Linked DNA regions of Homo sapiens: region 1 is linked to region 2. The links are chromatin contacts, found by Hi-C in ENCODE. All regions are on one chromosome and are shown on one strand. Each heading gives the region's core, a stretch centred on a gene start or an enhancer-like site at or near the end of the contact. The rest is flanking DNA. Distances are from core to core; before and after follow the strand shown. Region 1 overlaps SYNE1 (spectrin repeat containing nuclear envelope protein 1). Region 2 holds the start of SHPRH (SNF2 histone linker PHD RING helicase).

What was found. Hi-C counts contacts between places; a loop is a spot of excess contacts on that map. Pooled maps may share reads with other maps.
Region 1: a loop to region 2 is called in a pooled map, with 16 times the contacts of the local background. The contact joins the enhancer-like site here to the promoter of SHPRH in region 2. A Hi-C loop is called at or near these places in 2 of 37 single-sample maps with no recorded cell type and 8 of 50 pooled maps.

The regions. Positions count from the first base shown.
Region 1 is chr6:152,299,921-152,304,705 of GRCh38, forward strand. SYNE1 (spectrin repeat containing nuclear envelope protein 1) reads right to left here. Exons shown (of 146, transcript NM_182961.4): 92 at 1,949-2,143; 93 at 721-861. Among named protein-coding and RNA genes, the nearest start is that of SYNE1-AS1, 78 kb to the right of the region's middle. RefSeq lists enhancers at 1,810-1,859, 1,910-2,309, 2,460-2,529. Within about 2 kb of position 2,216, at least 35 of the 41 ENCODE cell types and tissues checked have a DNase peak (open chromatin) inside an H3K27ac peak, as active enhancers do.
Region 2 is chr6:145,962,846-145,968,093 of GRCh38, forward strand. It overlaps SHPRH (SNF2 histone linker PHD RING helicase), which reads right to left and starts at 1,513. Exons shown (of 30, transcript NM_001042683.3): 1 at 886-1,513. RefSeq lists enhancers at 1,030-1,159, 1,270-1,489, 1,401-2,388, 1,940-1,989.

The DNA of each region.
Region 1 (4,785 bases), core at 966-3,465, 6.3 Mb after region 2:
ACATGCATTAAAAGTCTTTGGTTACTATAAAGGCATATTTTTGATTTCTATCTAACATTTGACATAAAAGCTTTTTGACATTTAATTTAGTATTATCTACATTTAATACATGGTAAAAGGCTTCTTATAACTAAATGGTTATTTTATTTTCCCCATTTTATAGAAAATAAAATTTAAGATTATTGAAAGATAAGTTAAACACTCAAATCTAGTAGGCATTCTAGTATAAATATGGCAGACATTCCTTACATTGGTACACAAGTTGCAAATAAAGAAGAAGTCTGACATAATAAATGGAAGTTTCCTGTCTTCAAAATCTGAGCTGGTAAATGCCAGCACTATTTTCAATGCATGTTATAAAGCCATCGAATCACGTTATTTTACAATGGTGACACACATCTTTTATTTTCTGTTGGATGCAGAACCCCATTCCAGATGATTGCTGGAAACTAAGGCCATAATGTCTTAAAACAGAGCCTTCTGGGCTATCATTCCCATGACCTAATTTTTGTTCATCCCACTTTCTGTAGCCCAGGAGAGGAGATGACATACTGAGACACATGACAATCATAGTTTGTGCAACTATAACACCTAATAGTGTGTCCCTGGAACCAAATGCAACAAAGTCTGAGATTCATACCCACGATCTAATGGAAACAGAGAATGGAGTCCTGCATCTGCCCAGAGATTATTGCTAGAGGAATGCCAACTGGGAGGTACCTGGTTAACAGAAGCATCTGTATTAGCCACAGGTGAAGGGGAGCGACAGGCAGGTGGAGAGGAAATCTCACTGTTGGTTCCCTCCTCCCCAGACTCCTCAGTGACCGGTGACAGCAAAGTGTGACAGCGACCTGCAGTCATCTGCCACGTAAAATGTAGCCCAAAGGACATGAAAATCAATTAGCTATGTTAACATAAGTCCTGTTCAGGCACAGGCCAAAACAGAGTTAATTATAAAACGAAGGTTAAAATTACTGGGACCCGAATTCACATATTAATCCTGTGTTAGTATTTAAAAGTTCTGTCTTCAAGAGAATATGATGCTAGTAATCATTTGTAAAACAATCAGGGATGGGGGTGCATATGACATTGAAGTTTTGTTGTTGATTAAATACTTCATTATTTTCCTTTCTTTGGAGAGTTTGTGGCTTTATAAATAACTGGAAAAATCACGAATCATACAAATGAGAAAAGGTCTGTGAAATAAAGCTTGGTCTTTTGTGGACATCTCAAGTTTCAAATATGGTAGGAAGATAAATGCACCCAAAGTACTGTTATTGCCAAATGGGCTCAGGTATGGTTACTCATTACCTGAGGCACAGCACATATAAGGGAAAACACACAGCACTGGGAAACATTATAGTCACCAAAATACTCAATGCATTTTAGATGGCAAGTGTATAGGAAAATAGTGGTGCAGAATAGAAAATAACAAAGTTGATTTATTTTAATCCAAAGCCAAGCTTTAGACGGTCTGTTTTCATATTTTTCTAACAATAGCTGTTCTTCTAAATTGTATTACACATTTATACAGTAGAGTACATGCACATATGTAGTTAGCTAGTTAGCGTGGAGACCACAACTAAATATATATGCCATGAATTTCCCATCCCCCAGACAACTAAAACACTGTGCAAGTAAATTATTGTTTAAAGCTCAGAGCCTCTCAGTATTATTGCGAAATTATAAACAAATACAGGGTAGACCTCTGACATGTTAAGTAATTCAGCTGTCTCGAGCACATAGTTTCATTTTAACTGTCATTGTTTACAGTGTCAAAGATTGGCCCGGCCCAACGGTAGTCAAAGAGACTTAAGGAATCTGTTCCTCCCTCTGAATCTGCAAGATCGAAGGCTGGTCCCTGAAATCAGCCACGGAGAGGGAACATGGAGCCACTCGCCAGGCTCCAGTCAAAGAGCAAAGCCGCGGGGACCCACTGGATCCTTACCATGACCACAGAGGGGTGGGCCGAAGGCGTGGGGAGGAGCTCCCCATCCAGGTCCTCTGTCCCTTCCGCCAGCCCCTCGACCTCGGTCACCGTCAGCAGCATGGTGGCGTGCTTGGCTTTCATCGTCAGCATCTTGCACTTGGAATTCAAAGAAGCGATCTGCTCCTGGTAGCCCTTAATTTTCTGCGCCAGCTCCTGAGGAAACATTTCCCCCACCGGGGTGTCAGAGCAGCATCAAAAGGAAACAGAAGTAGTAGCGTTCATCTTCCTGCAGGGCGAGCCAATGAGCGCGCAGAGCCGCGCGGGCCCGGGAGGCAGGATGTGTAGGCGGCGAGTCCTCCTGCATCTCGCTACCGAGCCAGACCGCAGGCTGCGCGGCGCGGCGCAGGCACAGCCAAAGTGCCCGAGCCCGCGTCCCCGCGTCGGTACAAAAGGAGAAATGAGGGGATGAGGCCGAATGAGTGGTTTCTAATCGCGAGAGGCCCCATATGGAATCATGAACTTCCGCAACATTAGGAACTGACAACTCTCTTTAAAAGCAGAAAGCATCTGAAATTTACCAGATGGTTCCTGCCATGGAAATTAGGTCATGTGATGGCTAAAACCACACCAAAAAAAATGCAAGGCTCAGCTCTTACCCTACTGAGTACATTCAACAGAGATGACAGTCATTTATTTTACATAGGGTCACATACTCAATAGCCTGTCTGTTCCTATGTCTCTAAGAATTTTTTTTAGATAGGCTAGATATTGCATATGGAAATCCCAATTTTTAATGCAGATTGACCCCCCAAAAAAATTTTGTATATTCATCAAATTTTTTCTTGCTCACTTCATCATGTCTCAAATGTTGCTGAGGCTTTAACTAGAACTTTAAACTTGAAATGCAATTCGGATTTAGTGTCTTTTAATTTCACTTGCTTTTGAAAAAATAATTGTTTTTTTGTTTTTGTTTTTGAGCAGACAAGAATGAAAAAATATATTATGAGAGATAGAGGTTTTAAATATTTTATTAAGAGCTTATTGGAAATATAATCTGGATAGCACATAACCCTTAAAAAGGTAACTATAGATTCATTTTAGGAGTATGGTAATTCTAAAATATTAAAGTTTTACTTTCTTGCTTAAATATTTTAAGTATCAAATATTAAAATTATACTTTATTGCATCTTTAAAAAACGAAAATACATATTTCAAAACATGATTCCTAAAAGTACAAAACTATTATTCTTTTTTTTTTTTTTTTTTTGGCTTCTTTGTTTCAGAGGCTGTCATTTATTGTGCACATAGAACACATTTTGTGGGCCGGGTGCAGTGGCTCATGCCTGTAATCCTAGCACTTTGTGAGGCTGAGACGAGGGGATCACTTGAGATCAGGAGTTCAAGACCAGCCTGGCCAACATGGTGAAACCCTGTCTCTACTAAAAATACAAAAATTAGCCAGAAATTGCTTGAACCCGGGAGATGGAGGTTGCAGTGAGCCAAGATTGTGCCACTGTACTCCAGCCTGGGCAACAGAGTGAGACTCTGTCTCAAAAAAAAAAAAAAGAACACATTTTGTGACAAAAATATTAAATTGTAATGTCTTTAAAATAATTGTGTACATACATACACATACATTCATATATATACACACACATATACACATGCACACACACATATGTACACATAGTCATCCCTCAGTAACTGAGGGGCGTTGGTTCTAGGAACCCTCTTAGATACAAAATTCACAGATATTCCAGTTTCTGATGTAAAATGGCATAGTATTTGCATATAACCTATGCACATCTTCCCAAATACTTTAAATCATCTCTAGATTACTAATAATACCTAATACAATGTAGATGCTATGCATTATAAATAGGTGTTATACTGTACAATTTAGGGAATAATGACAAGAAAAGAAGATCAACATGCAGAGATGCAACCATCCTTTTTGCTCCTCAAATATTTTCCATCCATGATTGGTTGAATTCATGGATGCAGAACTTATGGATATGGAGGGCTGACTGTATGCAAAACACGTGTGCACATGCACACACACACACACACACACACATTTTGTTATTATTGTTGTTTTGTTTGTTTCTTCCTGCCCAACTGAAGCCGAGTGGAGCAAAAAACAGTCCAGCAGAACTCAGCCAGCAGGCAGTCAGTCTTCTTGACTCCTAATAGTATAGGAATTTTTAAAACAAGGATTTAAAAAGTAGACATCATTGCTTCTTTACCTCTGGGGATGCAGTTAATTAAACCTAATAGGATTTTTAAAAACAGTGATTGAATAGCTATTTACTATATCTTGTCTAGTGGCTAGCACGTGGGTACTCAATAAATGACATTTACTGCAACTAGTTAATACTAGAAAAGAGCTCTAGCAGATTACTGGACTCCTTGAATTTCAAGTCACCAAGCTTTCGCACAATGGTTTGCCATTATACAAAAATTGAAGGAATCTTTTTTATTATTTTATTTTATTTTATTTTTGAGATGGAGTCTCGCTCTGTCACCCAGGCTGGAGTGCAGTGGCGCAATCTCGGCTCACTGCAACCTCCATCTCCGGGGTTCAAGCCATTCTCTTGCCTCAGCCTCCCAAGTAGCTGGAATTATAGGCACGCGCCACCATGCCCAGCTAATTTTTGTATTTTTAGTAGGGACATGTTGGCCAAGCTGGTCTCGAACTCCTGATCTCAAGTGATTTGCCTGCCTTGGCCTCCCAAAGTGCTGAGATTACAGGCGTGAGCCACCATGCCCGGCAATTTGAGGAATCTTTATGAAGTAGACAGAGTTAGTATTAGGCCTTCCACCCTTTGTAATCACATGGCTGGGCACAGCTCCCT
Region 2 (5,248 bases), core at 263-2,762:
AAATAATTCCAGCAAGGTGAGAGTATTTTCTTCTACTGAATGCTAAAATATGCTAGTTACATAAACTTTAAAAATGCCCTCATAAGAAGCTTTTTCACCAGCAAATTGTTTCCCCTAAATCTTACTGGCCTAAACTCTTAATAATAAAAGTTTTGTTTTAATAATTCTGTAAGTCCAGCTCCTTTCGGGTGGACAAAGAGGATATACAAGAGCATCTCTCAAAAGTAAACTATTTTATTCTCAATTGCCAGCTTACTGGTTAACTGGTCCTTTAAAGCTCTAGAAAGTGCAGGTTATCGAGCACAGACATAATCATTACAATACTGCTCAGGACTGCTCTGTCTCCAGCATGTTTACTAATCATAAACTAAATAGTCTTTTTTGTGACAGTAGAGATATCATGGATCGTTTCTATTCAAGAGTTTCATCATTCCTACTAATGCCCACTGGAATAATTTAAAGTAACAGTAATAACTTTATCTTATTTTGTTCAGAAAAAGCCCCAAGTTCCTTAAGTTCCTTAAGTACAAGTTGGAAGGCATCAAACATCTCGGATTTCTACCTCGTGCTAATGTCAAACTACTTGGAAAAAGGGCACAAGCTTCCTGGTCATTATTTAACTGATCATTATACAGTGACTATTAATCATCAAATAACACCCTATCTTCGTTCATAAACATAGCAACTACCAGTCAAACTGTACAATGTCAAAGAGTGGTTCTGAATTCGAATGTAATTAATCTGGCTCCAAAGGTAACGGAGAACTTTGAGTGGGACTGAGAAACCTCTGCCTCCCCTTTTACTAATACAATGCCGCGCACAAAGAAGGGAGGCGGCGACCCAGTTCCAGCCTCCGGGGGTAGATCTGCGGCGCACGGTACCCACTCAGTTATCTTCCGAAAGACCCACAAGCGGCTCCCGGAGTCTGAGCGGGGCTGTCAGCGCCGGATCGCTCCCAGCAGGCCGAGCAAACAAGCGACCGCGAGGCCAAGGAGCGTGACGACGGACTCCCGGATCCTAGTGTGTTGGACGCTCGAGACAAACACCGCAGGCCCCAGTGCATGAGGAGAAGCACAGCCTCCTTTCCCACGACCCCACTTTATCCCCGGAGGGACGTGGTGGTCCGAAGTTCGCTAGTCCGGGATCGGGAAGAGGTGGGGAAGACTCGCGCAGCGGCTCCCTCTCAGCCCTTGAGCTTCCCGGGCTCCAGGACAACCAGCGTCCTCCCTCCCTGGTCCCGGAGGCCAAAGACCACCTCCCTCCCTCCCTCCCGACCTCTGACCCCTGACCTTCCATCACCCAAGCGCCTACCCAAGCTGGTTCTCCGAGCCTCTTGAGTCTGTTTGCACCAGGCCTGCGCTCCTCTACAGACCCAGCAGATCACGGGCACGCATTCGCCACCCACCGAACATGGGCTTGAGGTGGGCACGAGCGCTTTTTGCCGGAACGTGTAGGGGTCCCCCGGGAGACCCAGAAACCACAGCGCCTAGCTGCCGGGCGCGCGCTGTAGCGTGGGGTCAAGGCGAACGCGCTCGTCAGAGCACCCCGCCCCCTTTCTCCTGCGCTGGCTTCATGAGTCTCTTCTGCGCAAGTTCACACTGTTAAAAACTTGCTGAGGATACAGTGGAGTCTCGCGATAGCTCTGCCCCACGCCATTAGAGAACACAGGATGGCCGAATGCCCGAAGTAGGGGGCGGGGCTCCCCTTGAAGCGAAGGGCGTGTGTGATTTGTATCTCTAATAAAAAGGCAGGGGCCAGGAGCGGTGGCTCACGCCTGTAATCCCACCACTTTGGGAGGCCGAGGCGGGCGGATTTCCTGAGGTCAGGAGTTGGAGAACAGCCTGGCCAAGATAGCGAAACCCCGTCTCTACTAAAAATACAAAAATTAGCCGGGCGTTGTGGTGCGCGCCTGTAGTACCCGCCTGTAGTCCCAGCTGCTCGGGAGGCTGAAGCAGGAGAATGCTTGAACCTGCGAGGCAGAGATTGAGTAAGCCGACATCTCCCCACTGGGTGATAGAATGAGACTCCGTCTCACAAAAGAAAAGCAGAAAAGAATTCTGCAAAAGCATCTATTTTACTGCTATAAAGCAGCCACTAAGTAGGTACGAATAAAGCTTCTCCCCCTCAAAAACAGACTTTAAAGGGAAATGTGAATAAATATTCAAAGATGAGAGAAACTATTAAATACATGTGTTGCGCTGAAGCTGGCCTTCCACTATTGGTCTTTTTTCCTCTCACCTCTTCCTCATAGAAGTGACCTTAATGTTGGAATAACTCTGAGAGGCTTCAGGGTCAGGAGCCTGTGAAATAACCCTCAGGAAACACTGGGGACTCAGTACTTAGTTAGTGAGTACCTAATAGCAGCTTTTCTGCTGTGGAGGCCTTTTGGGTTGTGTGACCACAGAAGCACTTGAACTAAGTTCTTGTCCAAGTGAATATCGGTTGTAGTTGTGTTAGACAGTCCAGGGTAGTCCATATTTTACTTAGTATATTCCTTTATCACAGATACGAAGCTGTTTCCATAAGCAAATCCCCGCCTCCTTTTATTTTGCTTCCCTTTATTGTACTTTGCAGATAATATGTTTTCCTATAAATTGAAGTTTTTTGGCAACCTTACTCAAGCAAGTCTGTCAGCATCATTTTTCAAGCAGCATGTGTTCACTTGCTGTTCATCTGTTATGGTGATCTATGATTAGTTATCTTTGATGTTACTATTGTAGTTTTTTGGGAGCATTACAAACTCTGCTCATAGAAGATGCTAAACTTAATAAATGTTGTGTGTGTTCTGAAAGCTTCACTATTGGCGCCTGTCTCTCTTCCTCTCTTCAGGCCTCCCTATTCTTTGAGACACAACAATATTGAAATTAGGCCAATTAATAACCCTACAATGGACTATTAAGTGTTCAAGTAAAAGGAAGGGTGGCACATCTCTCACTTTAAATCGAAAACCGAAGGAATTTAGTGAGGAAGCCATGTCAAAAGCTGAGATAAGCCAAAAGCTAGGCCTCTTGTACCAAAGTTAGCTAAGTTGTGAATGCAAAGGAAAAGTTCTAGAAGGGAATTAAAAGTGCTACTCCAATGAAAACACAAATGATAAGAAAACGAAACAGCCTCATGCTGATATGGAAAAAGTTTTAGTGGCCTGAATAAAAGATAAAACCAGCCTCAGCATTCCCTTAAGCCAAAGCCTAATCCAGAGCAAGGCCCTAACTTTTTTCAGTTCTGTGAAGGCTGAGAGAGGTGATGAAGCTGTAGCAGAAAAATGTGAAGCAAGCAGAGGTTGGTTCATGAGATTTAAGAAAAGAAGCCATCTCCATAACATCAAAGTACAAGGTGAAGGAGCAAGTGCTGATGTAGAAGCTGTGGCAAGTTTTTCAGAAGATCTAGCTAAAATAATTGAAGCAGGTGGCCACACAAAACAACAGATTTTCCATGTAGATAAGACAGCTTTCTATAGAAAGAAAAGGCCATCTAGGACTTTCATAGCTTCTAAGCTTCACAGGACAGGTTGACTCTCTTGTTAGGGGCTAATGCAGCTAATGACTTGAATTTGAGGCCAATACTCATTTATCATTCTGAAACTCCTAGGGCCCTAAAGAGTTATGCTAAATCTATTCTGTCTGTACTCTATAAATGGAACAATGAAGTGTGGATGACAGCACATCTACTTAACAGCATAGATGTACAGGATATTTTAAGCCCACTGTTCAGACCTACTGCTCAGAAAAAAAAAAGATTCCTTTCAAAATATTACTGCTCATTTATAATGCACCTGGTCACCCAAGAGCTCTGATGGAGATGTACAAGGAGATTAATGTTGTTTTCATGCCTGTTAACACAAAACCCATTCTGCAGCCCATGGATCAAGAGTAATTTTAACTTTGACATCTTATTATTTAAGAAGTAATAAGGCTATGGATGACATAGATAGGAATTCTTCTGATAGATCTAGACAAAGTAAATTAAAAACTTCTGGAAAACATCCACCATTCTGTATGTCATTAACAACATTTGAGATTGGTGGGAGAGGTCAAAATATCATTAATAGTAGTTTAGAAGAAGTTGATTCCATCTCTCAGGAACTCAAAGTCTCAGCTTTGAAGGGATTGAGACTTCAATGGAGGAAGTAACTGCAGATGTGGTGGAAACAGCAAGAGAGCTAGAATTAGAAGTGGGGTCTGAAGATATGACAGAACTGCTGCAATCTCATAGTAAAACTTTAATGGATGAAGAGTTACTTCTTATAGATAAGCCAAGAAACTGGTTTCCTGAGATGGAATATACTCCTGGGAAGATACTGTGAACGTTGTTGAAATGACAGCAAAGATTTTAAAATATTTCATAAATTTAGTGGACAAAGCAGTCCAGAGTTTAAGGGGATTGACTTGAGTTTTGAAAGAAGTTCTACTGTTGGTAAAATGCTATCAAAGAGCAGTTCATATCATGGAGGAATATTTTGTGAAATAAAGAGTCAATTGCTGCAGCCAACTTTTTTAAGCAATATTTTTTAAGCAAGATTTTTTTTAGCAATACAATATTTTTTAAGTTAAGGTAGATACTTTTTTTAGACATAATGCTATTGCACACTTAACACACTACATTGTAGTGTCAGTGTCACTTTTATATGCACTGGGAAACAAAAAAAATATCCTGTGACTTACTTTATTGCAATATTTGCCTTATTGTGGTAGCCTGGAACAAAACTTGTGATATCTCCAAGGTATGCCTATAGATGGAAATCAGTTACCTTATTCCAGGATTTATGAGGCAAGCTGGAAAAAGTAGTGCTAATGCTGGAACAGTGGGCAAGTAGGATCCTCCTTCCTTGGCAAACCAATCATTTTATCAAATACAAGGTGATGTAACCTTGCTTCTGAAAGTGTAATTTGCAACTTGCTATTTAAACATATGATGTGCTGAGTAAGGTTATCTTTGATAGTTTTATGTCACTTCTCATCATTGGAGCAGATAATTAGGCCCAAAGTTTGGCTGAGTCTATCCAACTAGTGCTAGGCAGAAATATTTAAAAATAAGCACAGCATCATTTCACCTTTGTTCACCTTGATTGGGGTAATTTATATATGTAATCATGGTAATGTCCATGCAAGATATTAAACTTCAGATCCAGTTGTCTGTCGTATGGAGATGCAATTTCAACTGTAGAGATGGAATTCTGTATACTACCATTCAGTGATTAGAATGAAACAAAATTCTTTTAAATTTTCCAGTGTTCAATCCTATATTTACC